2 separate regions of the Homo sapiens genome follow, and region 2 is linked to region 1. A link is an interaction called in ENCODE POLR2A ChIA-PET data of the cell type or tissue named here. Cell type or tissue: OCI-LY7. All regions are shown on one strand. Each heading gives the region's core, and the rest is flanking DNA. Links, peaks and the distances in the headings are about the cores only.

Region 1 (8,248 bases), core at 1,839-6,838:
TAGCCCTTCACTGTGACTTCTGACAGTGCAGATCAGATTGGTTGTGCCTGTTTTGGACTTTATGTAAATGTAGTTCTGCAGGATGGAATCTGGTGTTGAATGCAGAGGTTTTCAGATTTCTCTGTTTTTTAAAGGAAAGAATCCACCCTCGTTCATTTTTTCACTTAAATTGCACAGGGGACCCAACGATATAGAACACAATCAGAGGTACTCTGGGCTGAGGGAGTGCTGAGTTCTGAGGCTGGGTTTCTCAGAACAGTCTAGATTTTAAAAACCCAATGATCTAGCCAGAAAACGTAGGTTAGGATTTTATTTCCCGTTTGTGACCCTGGGCAAGTCATTAGCCTCCTGGGCCTCGGGTTCTCACTTGGAGTATGAGGATAATGAGGGTTACTGCTTCTCAGACTTGTGACGATGCTTACTAATGGCCAACATGTGAATGCGCTTTTGTGAAGTGCCAGCAGAGCATGAGGGGTGGTCAGGGGCAGCAGTTTTAGGGGCCTGGGGGAGGCTGGGGCTTTGGGGGCCTGGTTCTCAGATGTACAGCTAATCCTGTACCCTTCCCGCAGACCGGCATGGGCTGCAGGAGCCGCGGCGGGTGGAGGAGCTGCAGAACCGCATCGCCAGCTGCCTGAAGGAGCACGTGGCAGCTGTGGCGGGCGAGCCCCAGCCAGCCAGCTGCCTGTCACGTCTGTTGGGCAAACTGCCCGAGCTGCGGACCCTGTGCACCCAGGGCCTGCAGCGCATCTTCTACCTCAAGCTGGAGGACTTGGTGCCCCCTCCACCCATCATTGACAAGATCTTCATGGACACGCTGCCCTTCTGACCCCTGCCTGGGAACACGTGTGCACATGCGCACTCTCATATGCCACCCCATGTGCCTTTAGTCCACGGACCCCCAGAGCACCCCCAAGCCTGGGCTTGAGCTGCAGAATGACTCCACCTTCTCACCTGCTCCAGGAGGTTTGCAGGGAGCTCAAGCCCTTGGGGAGGGGGATGCCTTCATGGGGGTGACCCCACGATTTGTCTTATCCCCCCCAGCCTGGCCCCGGCCTTTATGTTTTTTGTAAGATAAACCGTTTTTAACACATAGCGCCGTGCTGTAAATAAGCCCAGTGCTGCTGTAAATACAGGAAGAAAGAGCTTGAGGTGGGAGCGGGGCTGGGAGGAAGGGATGGGCCCCGCCTTCCTGGGCAGCCTTTCCAGCCTCCTGCTGGCTCTCTCTTCCTACCCTCCTTCCACATGTACATAAACTGTCACTCTAGGAAGAAGACAAATGACAGATTCTGACATTTATATTTGTGTATTTTCCTGGATTTATAGTATGTGACTTTTCTGATTAATATATTTAATATATTGAATAAAAAATAGACATGTAGTTGGAACTGAGATTCAGTCTGTCTCTGATGCCCCCTCCCCACTCCCCCACCAGACACACCCCATCATTACATAAGAGATGGGCTGCTCAAGATGAAACTTGGATGTTACCAGCCTGAGCTGTCAGGCCTCAGTGTACTCATTTGTAAAAGGCGGATAATAATGACACCTGCTTCACGAGGTTGTTATGCAAAGCACTTAGACTAATTTCTAACACGTGGGAAGCCTGCATTAGCTGTGCCTGGCTAGCTGTGCCTGGCTCATTGCTGGGGTCTGCAGTGGCTGACTAGCCCAGGGGTCACTGCAGGGCCCTAGCAATAGACTTAGCCGCAGATCTCAGGGTTGTCATGTTTCCTAAACTGGACATATATTCTCTGATTCTTGATTTCCACATCCATAAAACAAGAATAGACCCAGCCTCACAGAGCTTTTACGGTCAGAGGAGTGTGTGTGTAATGCTTAGCATGGGCTGGGTTTAAGTAAGCCCAAATTGGTAGTAGCTGTTACATTCAGGGTTTTAACATCCCCATTCTCAACATTCCTCCCCACTCTCCTGCCACCCCAGCAAGAAGATCCAGGGATCTGGCGGCCCTCACCTTCTCGGCAAGAAGATTGTACTGAAGTCCCTACCTGTGCCCGTGTCCCCACGTAGGCCCTCCAACCCCCTAGGCTCGTCAGTTGTTTAGTCAGCTGGCTTAAAATGCAGATTCCTGGGATCTACCCCCAGAGACTCAGATCTGGGGAGGTGAGGGGGCCCCAAACCTTCAGTTCTAGCAAGTACCCAGGTGCTTGTGATGCAGGTGGCCTGGGGCCACCCTTCTGAGAAACATGTGGATGGACCTAACCTGAGGCCCATGGGAGTTGGTCATCATGCAGGGTCTGGCACCTTCCTGTGCTCGGTGCTCACCCAGCCTCACTGTTTGCTTCTCTAGGACCCAGCAGGAGGCCTGAAGGCAGTGCCCTCACACGTGTTCCTCACAGCCCTTGGCCCAGGACCCCCCAAGTCTCCACCTCCATGGCTCCTGGGAAGTGGCTGGCTGAGGGGCAGCTCCTACTGGATGGGGCCCGACAGAATAGGGCTCTCAGCTGTGGATGGGGGGAAGCAGGGGCCTTCCCTGGTGCTCCAGCCACAGCTTGCAGGGAGCCCCCATCCACATACCCTCACTCAGGTTCTGGGAGCACAGTCCAGCCTCAGGCCTGCTGAAGGTCCGAGTGAGGCTGGGGTAGGGAGACCACGGTCCCGACCCTGGGACATGCTCCCAGCAGTGCTGTGGACTTCCAAACATGTATCCCTGGCATCGCCCACCCAGCCCCAGACCCCTGAGCGAGGCTTTGTCAGCTGCACCCGCGCCTGACGACATGGGGCCATCAGTAGGTGGGCTTCTGTTTGCCTCCAACTCCATGCTGCTCTCTGAGAAGTCCCTCCTCCTCACCGAGCCTCAGTTTCCCATCTGTTCAGTGGGGAGGTGAGGCTGGTTAGGAGCAGAGCTTGCTGGGAAATCTCCCGCCAGCTGGCTGGACCGAGTCCTTTTCCTTTGTGTCACTCACCTCCAGCTCCCTGCCTTTAGCACAGACAGACGTGAGGACAGGACAGGCACTGGGGAAGGCAAGAGGGCTGCTCAGATGCTCAGGGAGGGGCCAGGGCTGGGAGTGGAGTGGGGCCGAGGGAGCATCTCTATATCTATGGATGAGGCTGGCGGGTATTAGGGTTCACGCTGGCAGATTCTTTTCATCAGACGCTTGTGATTTCCAGCCCTAGCTGCCATCCCATGAAGACAGCCTGGCTATTCCCACCTCACAGGGGCACCATGGGAGAGTGGTGAAAGCAAGGACCCTGGAGCCCGAGGCCTGGGTTTACATCTGGGCTCCAGCTCTTACTAGCTGTGTGATTTGGGGCAAGTTTGTTAATCTTTCTGTGCCTCAGTGTCTTCACCTAGAAATAAGAAAACGAATCTATTTTATGAAGTTACTATAAAGATTATAGGAGTGAATACATACAAAGTGTTTTTCACAGTGCCTGGCACACAGCAAACACCCAATAAATATTAGCTTTTGTTTTTACAAAAGAGGAGAATTCATTTCAGAGAAAGGATATGACTTTCCCAAGGTCACCTGGCTTGTGAGTAGCTGAGCTGGGTGCATCTGGCTACTTAACCACTAGGTCTCCCTGCCCAGGGCCTCAAAAATAAGAAGCTCCATTGATGGTGGTTCCTTTTCAGGACCCTGGCAATTAGGGTACGGGGTGGGGGGCTAGTTCCTCCAGCCCCACCCTGCCCCACCCTGCCCCGCCCAAGGGCTGGAGCCCGGAGGCAGGCCCTTTCTTTCCACTCAGCAACTGGAAGAACTGGCCTCCAACTCTTGCTATGGGATGGGAGGGCAAACAAGGGGGCATTGAGCCTGATGGGGCCTCACAATGGCTGCTCTGTCCAGGCTGGCCGGGGGCTGGGCCCATTTCCGACGGGGACAATAGTCAAAAGGCAGTGACGCCGGCAGGGCCTGGAATCCCAGGCGGGATTTTCCAAGGCCTCAAAGTCTGCTGTTTGTCCTCACGCGGAGACCCAGGAAGCCTGCCTCTCTGTCTCCCCCACCCCACCCACGCTGGGCCCAGTGCCCAGAGGCCCCTGGCCCCCTCCCCAGCCCTGAGGTGCCACTGTGACTGGGGAGGGGTGGCTTTGAGGTCTAGGGACTGAGGGAGAGCTCTGTACTCCGGGGGTCTCTGCCTGTAGCCCTTCCCTGAGGCCAGTGTGGAGGAAGCTGCCCCACACCTGGGCTCCAGCCACCTGGTCTTGGTTATGGAGGGGTGTGGCAAGGGTCAGCCTCCAGGATGTGAGAAGCACCTGAAGGTCATGGGAGACCGTGCTATAATGGGGTGTCCTGTCCACATGGCCTGCTCTGAGCACCCAGCATGCTCAGCTGTGTGGCAGCAGCTCCGCTGCTGCAGAGGGCAGCCTGAGAGAGACTTGTCAGAGGCAGGTGGCCACTGTGTGGTCCCTGGACAGTCAGCAGTGACATCCTTTTGCAGCCATGAGGCAGTTGTGCCAGGCACGTCAGAGTTGTGCCCTGGTGAGGCAGTGCTGGGTGGCCTTGTGTGAGCTGGGCCTGGGATCCTAAGAGAGTTTTAGCTTGGACATCTGGACGAGCCCCAGCCCCTCTCTCACAAGTCCCTGAGTGCAGCAGAGCCCCAGGGCCATTGGGCCTCCTCAGAGGATGAGGTTGAAGGGGTGAGCCCTGGGTGTCTATCTGGCACCCAGCCCTTCAGGGGCCTGGCCTTGCAGCCTCATAGCTCAGGGAGCAGCTGCTCTGTCTTCCCCGGGGCAGCCAGTGCTCAGCTCTGGGCTGCAGTCTCTGCCCCAAACCTCTGCCTCCATCCCTGCTCCAGCTTCAGGCTCTCAGGCCTCTTCCTGGGCCCCAGGATGGGAGACTGTCTGGTTTGGCCTAGGCTGGCCAGTGGGACTTTGAAACCTCCAGCCTCTGATGGTGGGTACAGGAAGGAGTCAGTGCAAAGCAGAGGAAAAGCCCTTTTCACTCTCCAATATCTCCTTTCCCACACAAGCCAGAGACCTTCTGAAGGCAGGAGGCACATTTCCAGGTCCCCAGCTGGACTTGGAGCCGGCGGGAAGCCTATGGGCCCCTGGAGGCCCTGGCCTTGGCTTCCACCTCCTGCCGGCCACTCCTGGGCCCCTGCTGTGTTCATCCTCCCCAGCACCCTGGCTCCCCGTCGTCTCCTCCTGGGCCCTGACCCTGCCAGACCAAGGGTGCCACTTGAGGTCTCCTCAAGGTCTGACCCAGGCGCTGGCACTGTCCAGCCCCAACTCAGGACCATAAATCAGGCCTGGCGTGGCCGCAGGGGCTGGGGGTGGCAGCTGGGACAGGGAGGGGAGTGCGGGGGGGCCTGTCCTGGTACATGCTGCGTTAGCAGGGAGCAGTGCCCAGCTGCAAGCCAGGCGGGCAGGGTGCTGACTGTTGCTGCACTCCTAGCCTGGAGAACATCAGAGGAAAGAGGCCTCCAATCAGGGAGCCCAGCCTTGGCATAGCCAAGCAGGAAACCTGGACTCCACCCCAGGGCCCCAGGTAGCTGGGATACCACAAGGACAGATAGAGATGGCCCCTGCCCCGCAAGAAAGCAGGGACAGAAAAACAGCTCCCCAGTGGCAGATATAGAGACTGCCTTATCTGGGGCAGATAAACAGCCCCCTAACCGTTTGCAAGCACAGTCGCCCAGAATCCTCTTCCTTAAAGAACGACAGATGCTCAGAACGGCCTGCCAAAGGAATAGATCTTGCAGCAAGGAGAGACAGTCCCGCACCCCCGAGGGACGGAGGCACAGAAATAAAGCCCGGCTTCTACCCCAACTTGGCCAAACACAGACCTTTCTGGAAAAAAAAGAAAAAAAGAAAAAAAGAGAAAAAAGCCACAAAACACTTCCCCAACATGGACAGATCCCTGGGTCCTCAGGAGAACAGACAGCACACAAGCTGCTCCCGGCTTGGTCCTAGTCTCCGGGCTGCCTGGTGAGGTTGGCAGGTTGGGGCTGGGAGGTGCCCCTTTCTCACGCTCTCTGCCACTCTTTCATCCGCCCAGACATTTTCCCCGTCAGGGAGGGTGGGGGCTGGAAGTGACATCCCAGAAAGGGTGGGAGGTGGAAGAGCCCCTGCCCACGGTCCAGGGGGCAGATGTCAGAGAGGGACAGCTGGTCCTCCTCACCCCCTCAGCCTGCCCAGGCTGGAGGGTCAGCAGGCAGGGTGCTGGCTTTCCAGCCAGCCTGGCCACCATCAGGAGCCCTGGCCTGACGTCAGTCCCACTCATTGTTGTTGCTGGGGCTTGAGTCACTCCCTGTGACGCCACTGGGGTCAGCGCTGGAGCAGCTGGGGTGGCTTGCAGGGGCAGCTTTGGGGCTCAGCTCTCCCCTGGGCACACACCAGGATGAGTTGGGGCCATTTGAGGCCACATTCACCAGGCGAAGCCAGCTGCCTACTCCCAAGGTCTTGGGTTGGCCTTCAAGGTCTCCCCACAGGCCTCTGCTGCAGGCATGGCTCGGAGAGTCTGAGCCAGTCGCCTGTCTGCTTGGCAGCTGTGGCTCTGGGCTCGGGCTGAAAATCTGCTCTCTCTTATCCTTGCCTCTCTCACCCCCAGAACCCTCAGTTTCTACTCTCTGCCCCCGCCCCCTGTTTTTTTTCTTCCCTCTTCTCCAGGGAGCTTTCCTAGAATAATTCCCACTTCCTCCTGGAATCAACCCCCTTCCCTGCCATCTCCCTAGGTTGCTGCTTGGTGCTCTCTCAAGCTGTCCTCGTTTTCTCCTGGTGCCTGGTCACTTCCCAACTTGCTGAGAGCAGGGCTTGGGACTCCTCTTCACTCTGAATGTGTTGCTTTCTGTTTTTTATTTGTTTGTTTTTTGTTTTTTGAGACAGAGTCTTTCTCTGTTGCCCAGGCTGGACTGCAGTGGTATGATCTTGGCTCACTGCAACCTCCACCTCCCAGTTTCAAGCCATTCTCCTGCCTCAGCCTCCTGAGTCGCTGGGATTACAGGCACGTGCCAGCAGGCCCAGCTACTTTTTGTATTTTTAGTAGAGATGGGGTTTCACCATGTTGGCCAGGCTGGTCTCGAACTCCTGACCTCAGGTGATCCAACGCCTCGACCTCCCAAATTGCTGGGATTACAAGTGTGAGTCACCGCATCCAGCCTGAATGTGTCACTTTTTATTCCAGGTAACCAGCATCTCTCCATCCTGGCCCTCTTGGGTCCCCACAAAACCTGCTGCCATTTCTTTCATACCACTTGTTGGGTTTTCTTACCCACAGGTATCTCCTGGTCCACCTCCTCTGAAGACTCTGAGCTCCCAGAGGGCTAGAACTGTGACTTGTCCCCCTTGGCATCACAAGGTATTACAAGGGCCTGGCATGTGGACAGTTCCACGTGTGGCATGAATGAATGAATAGACGATTACGTCTTGATCATCAGAGGTAGGGGCATAGAATGAGATAATTCATCCCACACAATCCCAGTTTTTTAACCACTCCCTCCCCTCCCTGATGGGACTACCAGAGGGGCTGAGACCCAGGGTTGCAGTGAGAATTTCCCTGTAAGAATTCAGGGAGGTAGGAAGAGGCAAGTGTGGGTCAGCATGTGAGATAAAGAGGTGAGAGGACTCAGCCTTCCTTATGTTCCCCAGTCCAGTAGGCAAGGCTCCATGGAAAGGTGAGTGCCGGAGTAGGGACATAAGTGGGTGAAAACACTGGTGGAAGGAGGAAAGAGCAGCTGCATGGCCTTGGACGTGTACTAGTCAGGGTTCTCCAGAGAAACAGAAGCAGTAGGACATAGACACACATAATGTAGAGAGAGAGTTTCTCCCCCATACATATGTGGCGGCAGAAAGAGAGGGATTGATTGATTGATTGATTGAGATGGAGTTTCGCTCTTGTTGCCTAGGCTGGAGTGCAATGGCGAGATCTCAGCTCACCACAATCGCCGCCTCCCGGGTTCAAGTAATTCTCCTGCCTCAGCCTCCTGAGTAGCTGGGATTACAGGCATGCGCCACCACACCTGGCTAGTTTTGTATTTTTAGTAGAGATGGGGTTTCTCCATATTGGTCAGGCTGGTCTCGAACTCCCGACCTCAGGTGATCTGCCTGCCTTGGCCCCCCAAAGTGTTGGGATTACAGGTGTGAGCCACCACACCCGGCCGAGAGGGATTTATTATAAGGAGCTGGCTGACAAGTCCTAAGATCTGAAGTCAGGAAAGCTGATGGTGTCATTGCAGTCTTGAGACCTAGGAGAAGCAGTTATCTGAAGGCAGTTGGAACCTGAAAGCAGGAAAATACTAATGTCCCAGTTCTAAGACAGTCAGGCAGGAGTTCCCCTTACTCACTGAAGG
Region 2 (5,000 bases), core at 1-5,000, 1.9 Mb before region 1:
TTTGCCCCTACCAAGTAGAAAGTTAAACACCAGGTCTTATCAAAGTTCACATAGTCAATAACAGAAATAGAATTAAAACTGTAGGAAAACAGCCTGTTGCATGGCAGGAGTGATGCCATCTTGGAGTGAAACCACCATGCTAACTGGTGGTTTGACTCCTGCATACCAAGGTGGTTTGTTCTGCAGCAAAGTCTTTAAACAATGCCTGTAGCATAGATTATCCCTCATAAAGGGGTAGTGCCCAGAGCATAGACAACCCCTCATAAAGATGCTTATCCAATCGCTCCAGTGATAAGTTTTGCAAGAAAGTCAAGCGTGACTAGCTGCACATGTTTTATCCTAAAACCTTGCTATATAAAGGATATTTTCTGGAGGGCTGGTGCAGGGATCCACTGTCTCATGGCCTCCTAGACATCACTTCTGTTCATAAGCTCTTATTAAATGTTTCTTTCTGAGAAACTGGATTTGTCAGCCTCTTTCTTTGGCTTTTCAGCTCCCTCAGCCTTTGTGGGTAGGTCTGCATAGACCTGCTCACTGCACAAACTCAGAACTCCTGACTCACAAACCAAGAGAGCATTTTCTAAATTGTCCTGGAATGTTAAATTTCCACAGCCAAGGGAAACTCTTTGGGGAGGAGAGCAGATGCTAACCCAAATGAAATTAATCCCACGACAGCAATTTGAACAAACTATGGTCTTCCCTTTGTTTCAAATAAAAATGTGTAGATAATATCTTCAGGATATTCTAGAGTGAATGAGGTAATCTATAAATAATTGATGTTCATAAATACTGTCTTTCCCGTTTGAGGGATATTACAGACCCTCTGTTGATTACCATCTACTTAAAGCTGTTTTTCTAACAAATTTGCATGGCTTCATTTACATTCTTTTACCCTCTTGTCTCATATATTTTTTACTCTAATAAAGGCCCCAGTTGTGGTGTGTGTGGGAGGTAGGGGGGAGCAGCTGACAACAGACATTGATGTTAACTAGCCTTTAGACATAGTGAAAGAAGATGAAAATTCTGTATTGACGTCAAGCCTCTATTCCTCAGAATACCACAAAATGCCTTTCATTCCTTCCAATTTGTGTAAAATATCTAGGTAATGAAACTGAAATTCTTCACCACACAGCAAATGGTTGGGCCAGCCCTGTGCAGCCTTAACCCTTCCTCTAATTTTCTGTGAAACTCTATGAAAGCATTTTGGGGAATATTCATATCTTAAATAGAGTGCTCTACACAGAGAAGAAAGGACAGTCCTCTGAAAAGGCAGTAATAGTGAGTGAGTGAGAAAAGATTCTAGACACTCTTCTAGCATAATTTTGACAGCTTTGCAAGCCAGCATAAAACCTCCCACTGTGTCTTCAGGGGGAGGAACAGCTGGCAGGGTACCGAGAGGGGCAGTGCAGTGTGTGCTGCCCTCTCACGTAGAGTGCCATGTTCTCTCTCAACATTCATCAGCAAAACGCTGTGAGGAGGCCTGGGACTTGGTTGTCCCGTACACAGTGAGGGCAGACAGTTGTTCCCTAGGGCCAGTCACATCTCCTTGCCTCTTCCTTCCCTATCCTCTCCTCTGGGAACGTTTAGGGGATGATTTCTTTCAAATGGGAGGACATAAAGCCTAAGAGATCTCTGAGTCTCTTGAAGTAGAAAGGCCTGATACTTCTCACAGGGTCCACTAAGCTCTGCTCTCAGAACGACACCCTTTTTGAGAATGAACCTGTAACTTCATTGGTACCAAGTCTTACCAAGTAAGCTCTGTGGCCAGTGTTCAAAGTGTACAGAATCCTTAAAGACCTCTATCATTTCTTTTTACTTTATTAAGCTAAAATTTGAAATGAATTGAATCTCTACCTTAGATGTCCTCTTTTCAATAACAGACAGGCACTAAGAAACAGTTTTTTCCAGGATGTGTGGGATCCAAAAATCTATTCTGAGTGAACAAGTTTATTCTTAGCTGTATGTAATTTCCCAAAGTGGAGAAACAACTTCTGTTCATAGTCTGCAGCCATGAGACCAGTTCTGCCAGCAGGTCTTCCTATAAACATTTACTAAAGTATCTGTATATTTGCCTGCAGACTGTAAAGGGGAACTCTGAGGAAGAGCAAATAAATTGCCCTTAAATAACAGTGGAGATGTAACTGGGTTCCACCAGGCTCTGTACACCATGATCATCTGAGCTGTGGACCAGAGGCAAACAGCCAGGCCAGTTTACTCTGGTCATTACACAATGCTCAAAACCCGAGGTGTGTGACTATGCAGATAGGGCCGTCTACTACTATACTACTATTCTACTGCTGAGTGACCAGTGCCAAAGGAGTAGGCATGGGTCTGAGGCAGAGACAGAGACAGCTTTACCTCTGTTTCCTCTCCCTGGTGCCAAAGGAGACCTAAGTGAGGTGTGCCCTTTCACACACCACTCATCCGCTCACCCCGTGGAACTTGAGTGGGGAGGGATCCCCACCCAGTACAAGGAAGTCTGGCCAAGCAGTTGAACGAGGGATGCAAGACTGCATTGAGAATTCAAATAGTCACAAGAACAGATTTTAGTTCCTGTATTTCCCCAGGTCCTGGGTTACACAGAATCCATCACCAAGTTAGATTTGCTAGCCGTTCTTGATCCCCAACCACAACCTGAGCACTCACATCTAGGCAGCATTGCTGTCAGAGAGGAAAGTAACCCTGTGGGGTTTGCTACTTTGTGAGACTCCAGATACTGACAAAGAAAGTGCTGATGGCAGCATCAGCCAACCTTCAAGGCCAGAACACAGCCATGCGGAGCACATGTACAGATTCAATCACCATGACCCCGCCCATTCTTCCTGGACTTGCTTTCTCTTTCTGCTTTCTTTACCTTTTGTTCCTTTTCAATAAACCTTACTCTTCTCATAAATCTCTGCCTCCTTTAAAATTTTCATGTTTTATCTTTTTCACCTTGCTCACCTTTTAAATCCACTCTTTAAATCCTGGATTCTCCCCTTTCCTCCTTTTGTTCCAAACCCTCCCTGATGTCCCCTCCTCTTCATACTTTGTGTGCAGTAAAACTTTTATCTGTGGACCAATCATGCTCACAGTCAGAGGTATAAGCACGGCAGATATGAGCATGAGTTGGGAGCAGCACAAACCACCTTAAAACTCATTCTATTTATTGAGTTTCTCTCAAATGCTAAAACTTTTGAAACACAACCCTGCTACTTAAAAGAGCACTAGAGGAGAAAGACACTAAAGAAGTGTGGGTAATCCAAACGAGTGAAGTAGCCCCTCATTAGCAAGCTAGTCAATTAAAACAAGTCAGCTAACAAACCTAAAATAAGTTTTGCATTTTTAATAAACATTTTTTGGCTTATTTTTATGGGAATATATATTTGCCCATAGAAGAGGAAAAGACGACTTTTAAAACTTGGGTAATAAAAGCAGATTATAGATTGAGGAGCCTAGCTCTGTTGCCCAGGCTGGAGTACAGTGGCGCGATCTTGGCTCACTGCAACCTCCACCTCCCGGGTTCAAGCAATTCTCCTGCCTCAGCCTCCCAAGTAGCTGGGATTACAGGTGCCTGCCATCATGCTCAGCTAATTTTTGTATTCTTAGTAGAGACAGGCTTTCACCATGTTGGCCAGGCTGGTCTCAAACTCTTGACCTCGTGATCTGCCCGCCTTGGCCTCCCAAAGTGCTGGGATTATAGGTGTGAGCCACCATGCCTGGCCAATTTTTTTTTTTTTTTTTTTTTTTTGAGATGGAATCTCACTCTGTCACACAGGCTGGAGAGCAGTGGTGTGATCTTGGCTCACTGCAACCTCTGCTTCCCGGGTTCAAGTGATTCTCCTGCCTCAGCCTCCCAAGTAGCTGGGACTACAGGCACGCACTACTGCGCCCAGCTAATTTTTGTATTTTTAGAGACAGGGTTTCACCATGTTGGCCAGGCTGGTCTCGAACTCCTGACCTCGTGATCCGCCTGCCTCGGCCCCCCAAAGTGCTGGGATTATAGCTGTGAGTCACCGTGCCTGGCCTCAATTCTTAATATCTAATGTTATACCCTTAGTATAAGTGTTGCTTGAATGTCATTTTTTTTTTTTTTTTTGAGACAAGAGTTTCATGCTTGTTGCCCAGGCTGGAGTGCAATGGCATAATCTCGGTTCACCACAACCTCTGCCTCCCAGGTTCAAGCAATTCTCCTGCCTCGGCTTCCCAAGTAGCTGGGATTACAGGCATGTGCCACCATGCCCGGCTAATTTTTTTTTTTTTTTTTGTACTTTTAGTAGAGATGGGGTTTCTCCATGTTGTTCAGGCTGGTCTTGAACTCCCGACCTCAGGTGATCCGCCCGTCTCAGCCTCCCAAAGTGCTGGGATTACAGGCGTGAGCCACCACACCCGGCCTCATTTTTTTTTTTTTTTTTTTTTTTTTTTTTTTTTTTTCAGAAAATGGGCTGGCCAGCCCCCATTCCAGTGGACACATTCTTTCGTTAAAAATGTTAATGACATTGTTGTAAACAACAGGTCCTAAAAAAAAAAAAAAGTGGGAACAACAGGGCCAGGTGTGTTTGGTGGCTCATACCTGTAATCCCAGCATTTTGGGAGGCCAAGGTGGGGGGATTACTTGAAGCCAAAAGTTCAAAACCAGCTTGGGCAACATAGTGAGACCCCATCCCTATAAAAATGTAAAAAATATATTAGCTGGGTGTGGTGGCATGTGCTTATAGTCCCAGCTACTTGGGAGGATGGTTTGAGCTCAGGAGATAGAGGCTGCAGGGAGCTGTGACCACACCACTGCACTCCAGCCTGGGTGACAAAGTGAGAACCTGTCTCAAAAAAAAAAAAAAAAAAAAAAGCTAACCACAGGTTAAGATCAAGCTCTGCAGATTAGGAAGCCATTATCTTTAAGGTGAAATTGCACATCTCGTCCAATGTGCTGATTTTAGTTGAACAGATTTTTCCTGGCTGGGCACAGTGGCTCATGCCTATAATCCCATCCCAGCACTTTGGGAGGCCGAGGCAGGCAGATC

The links. Peaks named below come from ENCODE experiments on the same cell type or tissue, not always from the same donor. Only the 100,000 strongest peaks of a DNase experiment are listed, where the experiment ranks them.
Region 2: POLR2A ChIA-PET joins it to region 1 with 8 read pairs; 1 of 35 experiments calls an interaction of 5 or more read pairs at or near these places.

What each region holds. Positions count from the first base shown.
Region 1 is chr12:52,058,119-52,066,366 of GRCh38, forward strand. NR4A1 (nuclear receptor subfamily 4 group A member 1) reads left to right here. Exons shown (of 7, transcript NM_173157.3): 7 at 570-1,385. The coding sequence ends at 826. It overlaps NR4A1AS (NR4A1 antisense RNA), which reads right to left and starts at 1,382. Exons shown (of 2, transcript NR_170321.1): 1 at 983-1,382; 2 at 632-915. It also overlaps a transcript of ATG101 not described here. In OCI-LY7, for the core only: no CTCF peak of the experiment used is centred there; no DNase peak of the experiment used is centred there; H3K27ac peaks cover 622 bases.
Region 2 is chr12:50,186,306-50,191,305 of GRCh38, forward strand. The region is part of intron 9 of LIMA1 (LIM domain and actin binding 1); the gene reads right to left. Among named protein-coding and RNA genes, the nearest start is that of CERS5, 21 kb to the left of the region's middle. In OCI-LY7, for the core only: no CTCF peak of the experiment used is centred there; a DNase peak (open chromatin) is centred at 2,796.